Linked DNA regions of Homo sapiens: region 2 is linked to region 1. A link is a loop called in an ENCODE intact Hi-C map of the cell type or tissue named here. Cell type or tissue: Calu3. All regions are shown on one strand. Links, peaks and the distances in the headings refer to the core of each region. The heading gives the core; the rest is flanking DNA.

Region 1 (5,390 bases), core at 162-5,161:
TATTTCTCTATTTGAAAACTGTGATGTCAGATATTTTGGGAGCTGCACACATGTACAGAGAACAGTCTGTTGCAGTGTTCTGCTCATAGTCAATTTGGGCGAGAGCTGGGAAAATTCAGGAAAGGGAGAGGCTGTTAGGTCCAAATTGGAAGAGGAGAATCCTAGAGCTATTAGTCTTGGATTGTGGTGACTTTACCTTTATTTCTCCTGAGATAGATTCTCCCTTGCACCCATTTCCCTGGTGACTCATCTATCACTTAACCCACTGAGGGTTAAGATGGCTCTAACCCAACAGTTTCAGAGCAAATTTTTAACCTCTCTTCCTTCTGCTGCCTTCTGAATTTGAGTTATTGCTATACTTTTTAGAGATTAATAAAAGGACTAGACTTGGTGGGTCCATGACACAGGTTTGAGTTGAGTGTTCTGGTACCATCTATGTGACCTTGGATAAATAACTACTAATCATAGATTTGTCAGCTATGGAGTGGACACAGAGATGCCTTTTTATCGGATCCCACCCAGGACAGTAGTAGGAGGTTTATGTAATACATAGGGATTGTAAAATTATTTTATAGTTTTTACAAATTTGGAATTTAACTACTAGTCTCAATTCTCTATGATAATTTATCATAGAAATTATTGATTTGTATGATTACCTTCTTTTTGAAAAAAAAAAAGAAAAAGTTACTGCTTTCCCAGATGAGGATCCCATTGGGAAATAATGTTTGCTTTTTTGTCTTTCTGCCTCTGGTGTTTGTGTAACAGAAGGCAAAGTTCAGAATGGCTGCTGTCAGACAAAACTCTACAGACCTATAGAAGAAAATTTCAGGCCTCTTGCCTATTAGGTGAAGATTAAGTGTTCCCATGGTCTCCTCTATTATAGCAGTCAACAAGCCCATGATAAAAACAAAACCACTAACTCAACAGCTCTGACTTCATTTTTGCTGTATCTATTGTCCACTGGGTATCAACAAGAAAATAATCCCTTTCTGTAATACTTTCAGTTTTTACTTAGATGTGCAATCTGTTTTTTGTTTCTTTGTCCCATCATTGGTTAAGCATCCTAGCTTATACAATTGCTCCGTCCTTAAAGATAGAGGCATTGCCTTAATAACAGGAATATTCTACATACTAAAATAGCATCTTTGAAAGCACAAGTTCATTTTTAGAATTAATAATCAATGTTAATCTATTATCTTCAGGTGAATAATCACTTATACACATATTCTCTTATTTAATCCTCAAAACAGAGGCTCAGAGTGAGTACCTAACTTGCCCGAGGTCACATTGTTAGTGAGTGACAGAATTAGGGCCTCAGTCATTCTTTTTAGGTGAGCAACCTAAACTATGTTAACACAGAGTTAATGAAATGATCACTGACTGAATTAATAATTCTATCAACTAGACCCAAGGGACAACTAGCTTAACCAATATCTACCCCATGTAAGCCAAGAAGACTTCTTTTATCTGGGATTTCTCAGATAAACTAATAGGAATTCCAACGTTTGTTGAACCTAGTCAGTCATGGAACCCTGTTGAAGACCATTTCAGGGGAATAAGTTCTAAAGCACATGCTTTGGGAACAGCTGCTCCAGCTAGAGTCAGACTCTTTTACCAGCTACCCTCTTCCTCCCTCTGTCCTTCAACACTAGAGACCCTTGCTTAGCTCTTGTAACATGCAGCACTTAAATATAGCTTCTTGTTCTCTTTTGAGTGCACAAGTTATTAATTAATTTCAGTTGTAAAGAAATGAGCATTGCCAACTGTCCATTGTGCTTGTGATCTGGTGTTCTTTTGTCAAAAAGCACTGAGGCCTATTGTTCTAACCCTTCCCATGTTCACATTGAATTTCTGATGACAAAGCATATTTATTGTCTTCCATCCAGATTTTAAGTGCTGTTTGTGGGGTTTTGAGCAGTTGCCATTCTGAGGAGGAGCAGAGGAGCATGGCTTTGCCAAAGGTATGCTTGAACAAGGCAGCTAAAAATGACCAGACCTGTCTCCCCTTAGCCTTCTGTGTTTCATGTGGATTTTTCAGCAAACCTGCAAATCATGGTTGTTGTAGAGATTGTTCACTGCCTGGATATTAATTTTCTCCCCATAGAAAAAGGAGCTGGGAGATGAATCACTGAGTGGTTACCCAGCACAGAGAATGTTGTCTGCATTCATCTATCTTCCATTCAATCTTCCTTCAGAAAGACATTATGGGTGAGCCCCACTCTTCCGACTGCAAGTATCACCAGTGACAGCTTTGCAAGTGGCCTTAACAGCTTGTCAGGAAACTAATCAATGTAGGTTTTCACAAAGGAATCTACTTGATCAATATCATCAAGGAAGCCCAGACCTAACAAACAGATCACATAAGAGTTTTCATGATCAATAGAAGTTACACAGAAAGTAAATTATTGGGTATATTTCAACGAACGTATTATAAATGCTTCCTGATGATAGCTCTTTCTCTGGGAGCTACAGTAATATACCAAAAGTGATAGAAGAGGCAGTGTGTGCCCTGTCAGGCAGACCCCTAGGGACATGTTCTCAACATGAAACATACATACACAATTAGTTGAGAAGATGTAACTCTGGTTTTGAAGGAAAACTGGTTTTAATATTTGTCACCCTACCAGCAAGTAGATTATAAATTTTTGATGAATGGGATTATTTTGGCATCCCAGTACCATGGACATGGGCATATACTAGGCATATCAGTTATATTCTTGCTGAGTTGACCATTATTCCCTACACTTCTCAGAAACTATTGCTACTTCTATGTCATCCCTGCCATTTCCACCCTCTGCCTTTTTCCCCACTGTCCTTGGGGAAACCCCAATTCTAAATGTTGTAAACTTTCCTAACATATAATCCATAAGTGTGACATTAGAAAATGCTAAAATCTCTGGAAGTAAAATTTAAGGCATAGCTGTACTGTAATAATACATTGAGACATTACCCAATGTTTTTCTTCCTGGTGTTTATGTCTCTATCAAGTATCTTGCCTCATAAAAAATTGTGCAACAACTTAGCGGCCTAAATAACTGTAATTTTGTGTTCTCATAATCCTGTGGGTAAGCCTTATAGGCTGGGCTCAGCAATGGGTTTTTCTGCTGGTCTTGCCTGAGGTGAGCTCATGCATCTTCAGTGATTTTGTGGCTTAACTGGGCTGAAGTCCAAGATGACCTCACCCCATGTCAGGCGGTTGGTGCTGGCCATCAGCTGAGTTTCTCTCTTCACTCATTCTCTCTTCTTCAGGGAGACTAGCTTGGTTTTTTTCACATCATGCCACTGCATGCCAAGAGAATGAAAGTGAAAGCTGAAAGGACTTTTGAGGTCTAGCCTTGAGAATCACACAATATCAATTCCTCTACATTTTGTTGGTCAAAGTAAAACAAAGGGTTAGCCCAGATCCAAGAGGGGTTGGGAAATAGATTCTACCTCTTGTTGAGGGAGCAGCAGTCACATTGCAGGGGGACAGGGCAAAGGGATGGAAAGGTTTATTGTGGCCATCTTCTCAAAAAAATATCTACCACAATTTCCCTCTATTTTCCCCCTACCCACCCTAAACACATCACCCCACCTCATTCGAGAAGCTAGGTTTTCTCTGCTCCAAAAGGAGCCATAGAAGAGAGGAAATGAAAGAGTGGAAAGCAGAGAAGAAAAGTGAATGTCTTCCAGGTTTTTCTTTTAAGGGACTAAGCCTTTAGGATGTGGGAGAAACACGGAGAAGACAAAATGTTATAAAAAAAAAAAAAAGTGCATTGAGTCAGCTTCTCCTTAGATTAGGTAAAATTTCCTTGGGCTAGGAATGGAAGTGAGGGTCAAGGAGGACACAGAGGGGAGGATTTGGATAACTCAAAGAAGGGCCTGAAACAGGCTAGCAGAGATAACCATGCCCCAGTGTCATGGAAGAAGTAAAATAAATCTCACAATGTTAAGCATGTCTCAAGTAGCCTGAGAGCCACCCAACCTGAAGGAGGCATGAGCCAAAGGGAAAATCGAGACCTATGTGGAACAATGGCCAAAAAGCGGAAGGTGGCTTGTGTCTAAGAGAATTTCTGCATGGACAGAAAATAATAGAACCAGATGCCTCTCTTCCCTCTCCCTTCCATGCTATCAATAGCTTCAAATTACTTACTCCCAGTCAACTCCTCAAACCTTCCCTAGGTTAGGGAGGAGAGGAAGAGTCAAGATGGTGGAAATTACGCTTCCACTGCCTGAATGAGTCAGGGGCTTAATATCTGCATATTTTGGAGGATTTTATGGTCAGATCTCTTGAAGCTCTGCTGTCAGAGAGTCTTATCAAGCATGATATCAGTGGAATTCTCGGTAAACACCACTAAGGAGAGCTCCTTTTTGAAGGGAACTCTTGGTCTCCTAAGAACTAGGAATGAGTGGTATGCTTTCTTGCCATTTAATTGAAGAAGAATGAGACTGTCCCAGAACCCAAACATAAATTTCCCCTGCACATGACAATGAAGCACATAGTTTATCTTGTGACATCTGATCCAGAAGTTCAGTTCAATATGATTTGTCCATACTCAGCATTCTTATATTGAAAAAATATTTTTGAGCACCTATTTTGGGCCAGGTGCTGTAGAAGATGCAATGGCGAGCAAAAAGAGACTTTGTCCTTGACCTTTTGGAGCTTAGAAGGTCTAAGAAGTACCCCTTAATGGAATCTCCTTGTAGGTTACATAGTCTAGGAGAAAACTATATGGCCCTAAGTGGTTCTGCACACCTCCTGGGAGGGAAGCAACATGGCATCAATGTAAGGGCATCTTTAGAACTCTCTTGACAATTATCTTCCCTGGGACAAGCCAGATCAAACCGGCTCAGCTCTGGCAAATATTTTCTATGTATAGCCAAAAAGAAAACAATTAATTACCAAGACCTACCACAGTTAAGCACTGTGCTACAGGATTTACCTGTATTATATTCCTTAGTCTCTTCAATATATCTAACTTTCCAGTGTCTCCCAATTATGAGCACCATCTGCAAGAGTCCACTTGGAAAATACTCAAGGTAATGAACATTTCTTTTCTCCTTTCATCTTAGAATAAGCAAACACAATTTTCCTAGTCTTGTTAACATTTCTTACTTTATTATCTCCTAGGTGTGATAAGAGCTAATCTGATAAACTAAGGCAATGTGACAATGGATAATTATGACCCTATGATAAAAACAATTATGCTTTTATACTCCATAGGAAATTAAGCCATGCATACCATTAATAATAATTCAAGAACATAAACAAGAATATCACAGATATTTGGAAATTTGGTATTAATTTATCAGTATATTTTTATGACCCCTGTTTAGCCACGCTCCAAGTAAGGTAAGAACTTATAACTTTCCTTTCTTCTTTAACTTTGAGAGAAACCTGGCAGTCAGCT
Region 2 (5,390 bases), core at 250-5,249, 230 kb after region 1:
GAACAATCTGTTGAAAAATCTGATTTGAAAGGACAGAGGAAAACTGGAATTGAATTCATTTCTGGTTCAGTTTGCATTCAATTACTGATTCAGTCAATCAATATTTACTGGGTATCTACTATAATCCAGGCACTGTTTAACTTCTTGGTTTGTATTAGAAATATAATTTCTAATCTACTAAGGTCTTAACCCTGCATATGCCTTAGAAAAGTAAAATGTTTGACTTTTCTAGAATTGGGCAGGTAAAAGCAATGGTTCAGTTTTACAGCATCTTGAAGAAGCCTTTTCAGCCAGGTTCGACCCAAATTTGCTTACACATGTTACCCACTCAACCAAACGTGTAAAGCATGTTGTTCTCTGAGCTCTTCTATGTGATCCAACCCTATATATTATATTACACTTATAAAATACCATGAAGCCCTTATGAATTAAAAGATAATTAGTGGTTCAACACACACAAGACATTAGGCTCAAAGTGTCAAAAATGTCATGAAAGACCATAAATCATGGTCTGCTTGCATTGATCCCTTATAGAGTTAGTTTTTAAATCATCTCTTTAACACCTTGTAAATGTACAAACAACGATGGACCCAAGGGAAACTTTAATATGTTTTTCATACATATTTTAATTTCATCTCAAAGTGCTAGCTGCATAAAAATTAAGTCAGACTCACAAAAACTCATTGATTTCCTCAGGATAAAACCCATCTGTCCAAACTAATTTAGAGCCTTTTTGAAGCCGTAAAGTTAGTCCTGCAACACTGAGGTCATTATGGGCATCCTGAGCTGGAGGAACTCTTGTGTAATTTTAAGAAGGCAATTTTGTTATATTTACTGTATTTAAATACAGTGCTACTTTTCACGAACAAAAGCCTCACTGTGTAACTGTATTGAAAGTAAACCAGAAGCTGTGAAAAGCGAGATCTGTTCTTTTCCTTGTGATTAATGCACCTTTCTGCCAAAATTGAGACTTCTTAACTGAGCTCATTTAATACAAAGTAAACGAATTCTGCTCTTTGGATTTGATCCTCTGGTTAAACCCTATAGATAAGGCTTTAACAGTGAATAGCTTTTCATTCTAAACAAAGGATGTTTTGATAGAAAGGTCAATACAAAGGTCTTTTATATTGTGATAACAGGAAAGGGAAATAACATATTAATGGAAACCCATGCCATGGTGGTCCAGGCTGGAAGGACACACAGAAGTAAAGACCATTCGGAAGTTAGAGAGGAGTTAGAGACCCATGGCCTCAAGAAGCCCTGGCCTTCTTCTTTAAATCCACTTCCAAAGGGCATTGTCTTTTATTATGCACCAAGCAAAGTAGACTGAAGAAGATCACAGTGCAATTTCAGGAAAACTGGAGAGTTACAGTTGCATTTTTCTCCACCCTGCCCTTAAGGACCAAGCCATGCAGAACATCACCCCTGAAACCATAGTGATGCATAGCGGAATTTTAGGATGATGGAGATTTAGGCATTTGAATAGGACAAATTAGCTGAAATTTCTGCTGCATCAGGATGCACAAGATCAGGAGTTCCAAGCTGTGACAGCATCACCCTTACAAGCTAGGAGGCCTTTTCTTTGTCCAAGTGAGGCTTCTTAGTCAGCTCTGCCCAATTTCTTAACCTTGCCCAGCAGGCCAGGCATATTCCTTTCTTCTTACTTGCCACTTTAATTTTCTTTCTCCATTTCCCAAGGAAAGTTTCATCATTTTATATATATATATATATGTATATATATATATATATATATATATATGTATATATATATATATATATATATATATATATTTTTTTTTTTTTTTTTTTGAGACAGAGTCTTGCTCTGTCACCCAGGCTGGAGTGCAATGGCACGATCTCGGCTCACTGCAACCTCTGCCTCCCAGGTTTAAGCAATTCTACCTCAGCCTCCATAGTAGCTAGGATTATAGGCGCACAATGCCACAATCGCTGTTTGTTTGTTTGTTTGTTTTTTGTATTTTTAGTAGAGGCAGGGTTTCACCATATTGGCCAGGCTGGTCTCGAACTCCTGACCTCAAGTGATCCTCCTGCCTCAGCATCCCAAATTGCTGAGATTACAGGCATGAGCCACCGCACCAGGCTAGGTTTCATAATAATCTAACCTAGGAGCTGGAACCTTTTTGTGCCTACCTCAGAGGGAAACAGGTTGTATTTGTTTTTTGTTTTTAGTGAGAACATCCCTATTTCCTTAAGAAGTTTCTGCTGATTATGGGAAACAGCAGAATTGAAAGGAGTAAAGTGAATTAATGGACAAATTGGTGGTTAGCTTAACTCATTTCTCTCATTCATTTATTCAACAAATATTTATTGAGCAACCACTAGGTCCTAAGGATCCAGCTAGATGTTAGAGATACACATATGGATTAGTCAGTCCTTGCTCCCAGAGCCAGAGAAAGACAGACCTATAAAAGGAGAAATCAGGGCACAGTTGAATGGAAGGCAAAGCTTTAAATATCCCTGGCCTGGCTGATGGCTTCCAGCCACTGCACTGGTCTGCCAGGACACTAACCAACTGACCAGTACTGACAAGGGTAGGGTTGTTTTGAATTTTTCATCCCCAAATGCTTTGAAAGTTTTCTTTATCGTGTCTTATAGAAGAAGGAGGAGAAGAGAAAGGAGAAAATGCAGTAGTAGGTCAAGTATTTGCAATAACCAGAGTTCAATGTTTCCTAGAGAGACTGTCTGGTTCCACAGTGCCCCCTTCTGGTAGGTTGCCATGGAGCAACAACCAGTGAAAAGTCTACGGAAGCAGGAGCTTCTGTTTACCGGTACATTACATGCATCACTGAATCCTCTCATCAAGTCTTCGGGGAAAGATTGGTATCATCTTCATTTTACAGATGAGGTTCATTCAGGTGCAGTGACCTAAACAAGGCCATACATCTTACATGCACCTGGAGTCAGGAGACAGACCCAGCCTAACTGGGTCTAATGTGTGCTTAAACACTCCATCTTTCTCCTTTTATAATTTATTGGTCAATCAATCAGCAGGTGCCTACTCCCCATCAACACCATGCTAGGCACTGGGAATTAGGGCTTTCCCTTCTCCCGCTTCTTGGGTATTTTCAAAGACCATAGGATGCTGGCAGAAAAAGGAAAAATCACAAGCTAGAGGGATCTGGTTCAGCCAAGAATTCATGAAGGCAGAGCATGATACAAACTAATACAATCCTAATAGCTGGGTTTGGTACAGATGGATAATAAGAAATATTTTATTTTCCCCAAAATATTCTTCCTGACAGAGTCTCTCATGTTACTGCGCATCCTTCAACCTCACTTACGAGAAACAGCATTTATGTGCACTGACTTCCAAACATGGCGCTAATCATTTGCTGTTTTCCTATTGAAAAAATCAAGTATTATATAGAGTTAAAAAGCAGACTTATTATTTCCTATTGTATAGGGCAAGATAATAACACATCTGTCTTTATCTATATTGGCGTAATCTCATTAGACAAAGTTAATAAAAGACATTGAAGAAACGAAAGAACTCAAAACAGAATTACCATTCAGCCCAGCAGTCCCACTACTGGGTATATACACAATAAAATATAAATCATGCTACCATAAAGATACATATATGTGTATGTTCATTGCCGCACTTTTCACAATAACAAAGACATGGAATCCACCTAAATACCCATCAATGGTAGGCTGGATAAAGAAAATGTGGTACATATACACCATGGAATACTATGCAGCCATTAAAAAAGAATGAGATCATGTCCTTTGCAGGAACATGGATGGAGCTGGAGGTCATTCTCCTAAGTGAACAAACACAGGAAAAGAAAACCAAGTACTGTATGTTCTCATTTATAATTGGAAGCAAAACAGTGAGTCCATATGGACACAAAGAAGGGAACAACAGACGCTGGGGACTACTTGAGGATGGAGGGAAGGAGGATGGCAAGGATCAAAAAACCACCCATTAGGTACTATGCTTATTACCTGGGTAGTGAAATAATCTGTCCATTTGTGGCCCTGAACCTAAAATAAAAGTTTTTTAAAAGGCAGTCTGCTTGAATGTTGAGCAAGATGTTTCCTAATTCTCTTCCAAGGAGAGAAGAGGCTGTGATAAGTACTCTTGTAGCTACCATGCTCCTCCTTACTGATTCACTCTGCCCTAAGTCTGTCAGCTTCCAGGGCCAGCCAAGGCCTCTGTCCCTACATGACTAATCTTCACTGTTGTTATAAACAATGTCCTACACACCACACAAAAAGTCCTCAAGGACCATCTTTTCCTGCTGATTGTCCTCAGCAAGATTTCAGAGCTCAATGGGATCTTATCTCTTTTTAAAATGAGCCTTAGGATGAGGGTCTGCATAGTGTAGAAATTAAGTTCACACACAGATCTGAGATTGAACCAGGTCAGGCTACATATGTATTGTGTGTTTGAAAAGTTATTCTTTCCCTTCTAATACTTTTAGTTTCCTCTTCTGTAAAATAGATGCAATAATACCTATCTCAGGAGGACTGAATGGGATAATGTGTGGAAAGTGCCTCTTAAATGACAGGCAGTATGTGATCTCAAAGTAACGATTTAATTCTTATCTATCTCAGAGATTATGACATCTTCCTGGAAATACCCTGCAAAAGCTTCTAAAGGATAAAGAATATAGGCACCTTACCCTAAGCATCATTTAAAATCAAGTTTGCATTAGAGAAATGCAAACCAAAACCACAATAAGACACCAGCTCACACCAGTCAGAATGCCTATTATTAAAAATGTCAAAAAATAACAGGTGCTGGTGAGGATGCTGAGAAAAAGGAATGCTTATACAGTATTGATTGGAGTGTAAATTAGTTCAACCATTGTGGAAAACAGTGTTGTGATTCCTCAAAAACCTAAAAATAGAACTACCATTTGACCTAGCAATCCCATTACTGGGTATATACCCAAAGGAATATAAAACCTTCTATCATAAAGACACATGCATGCGTTTGTTTATTGCAGCACTATTAACAATAGCAAAGACATGGAACCAACCTAAACGCCCGCCAATGATAGACTAGATAAAGAATATGTTATCACATATTTAACACATACCATATAATATATATTATATATATAAAGCATAATGTTAACTTTATGAATATCACATGTGTTAATTTATTTTGTGGTCAAAAACAAATAATTCAGATATTTATGTTATTTTATTTTGCAGAGACATATGAATAGCCAGCAATTTTCATAATGCACATAATAATATCATACCACATATTATCATTATATTGCATATTATTCTTCAGTAATGTTAATTTTCTCTGAGAAGTGATATCTCTCTCTTCAGCTCCTCAAACTCTCAGATTTTAGTATTATCCCAGGATACAATTTTAAAAGATTTTCTATTTTGAGTAATATCTTCTC

What was found. Hi-C counts contacts between places; a loop is a spot of excess contacts. Peaks named below come from ENCODE experiments on the same cell type or tissue, not always from the same donor. Only the 100,000 strongest peaks of a DNase experiment are listed, where the experiment ranks them.
Region 2: it touches region 1 in a loop (3-fold over the local background); 1 of 110 quality-filtered maps calls a loop at or near these places.

Annotation. Positions count from the first base shown.
Region 1 is chr16:52,048,384-52,053,773 of GRCh38, reverse strand. The region is part of intron 3 of LINC02911 (long intergenic non-protein coding RNA 2911); the gene reads left to right. Among named protein-coding and RNA genes, the nearest start is that of LINC02911, 26 kb to the left of the region's middle. In Calu3, for the core only: no CTCF peak of the experiment used is centred there; a DNase peak (open chromatin) is centred at 3,173.
Region 2 is chr16:51,815,879-51,821,268 of GRCh38, reverse strand. No RefSeq gene overlaps it. Among named protein-coding and RNA genes, the nearest start is that of LINC01571, 56 kb to the right of the region's middle. In Calu3, for the core only: a CTCF peak has its summit at 2,734 (motif pointing left); a DNase peak (open chromatin) is centred at 2,718.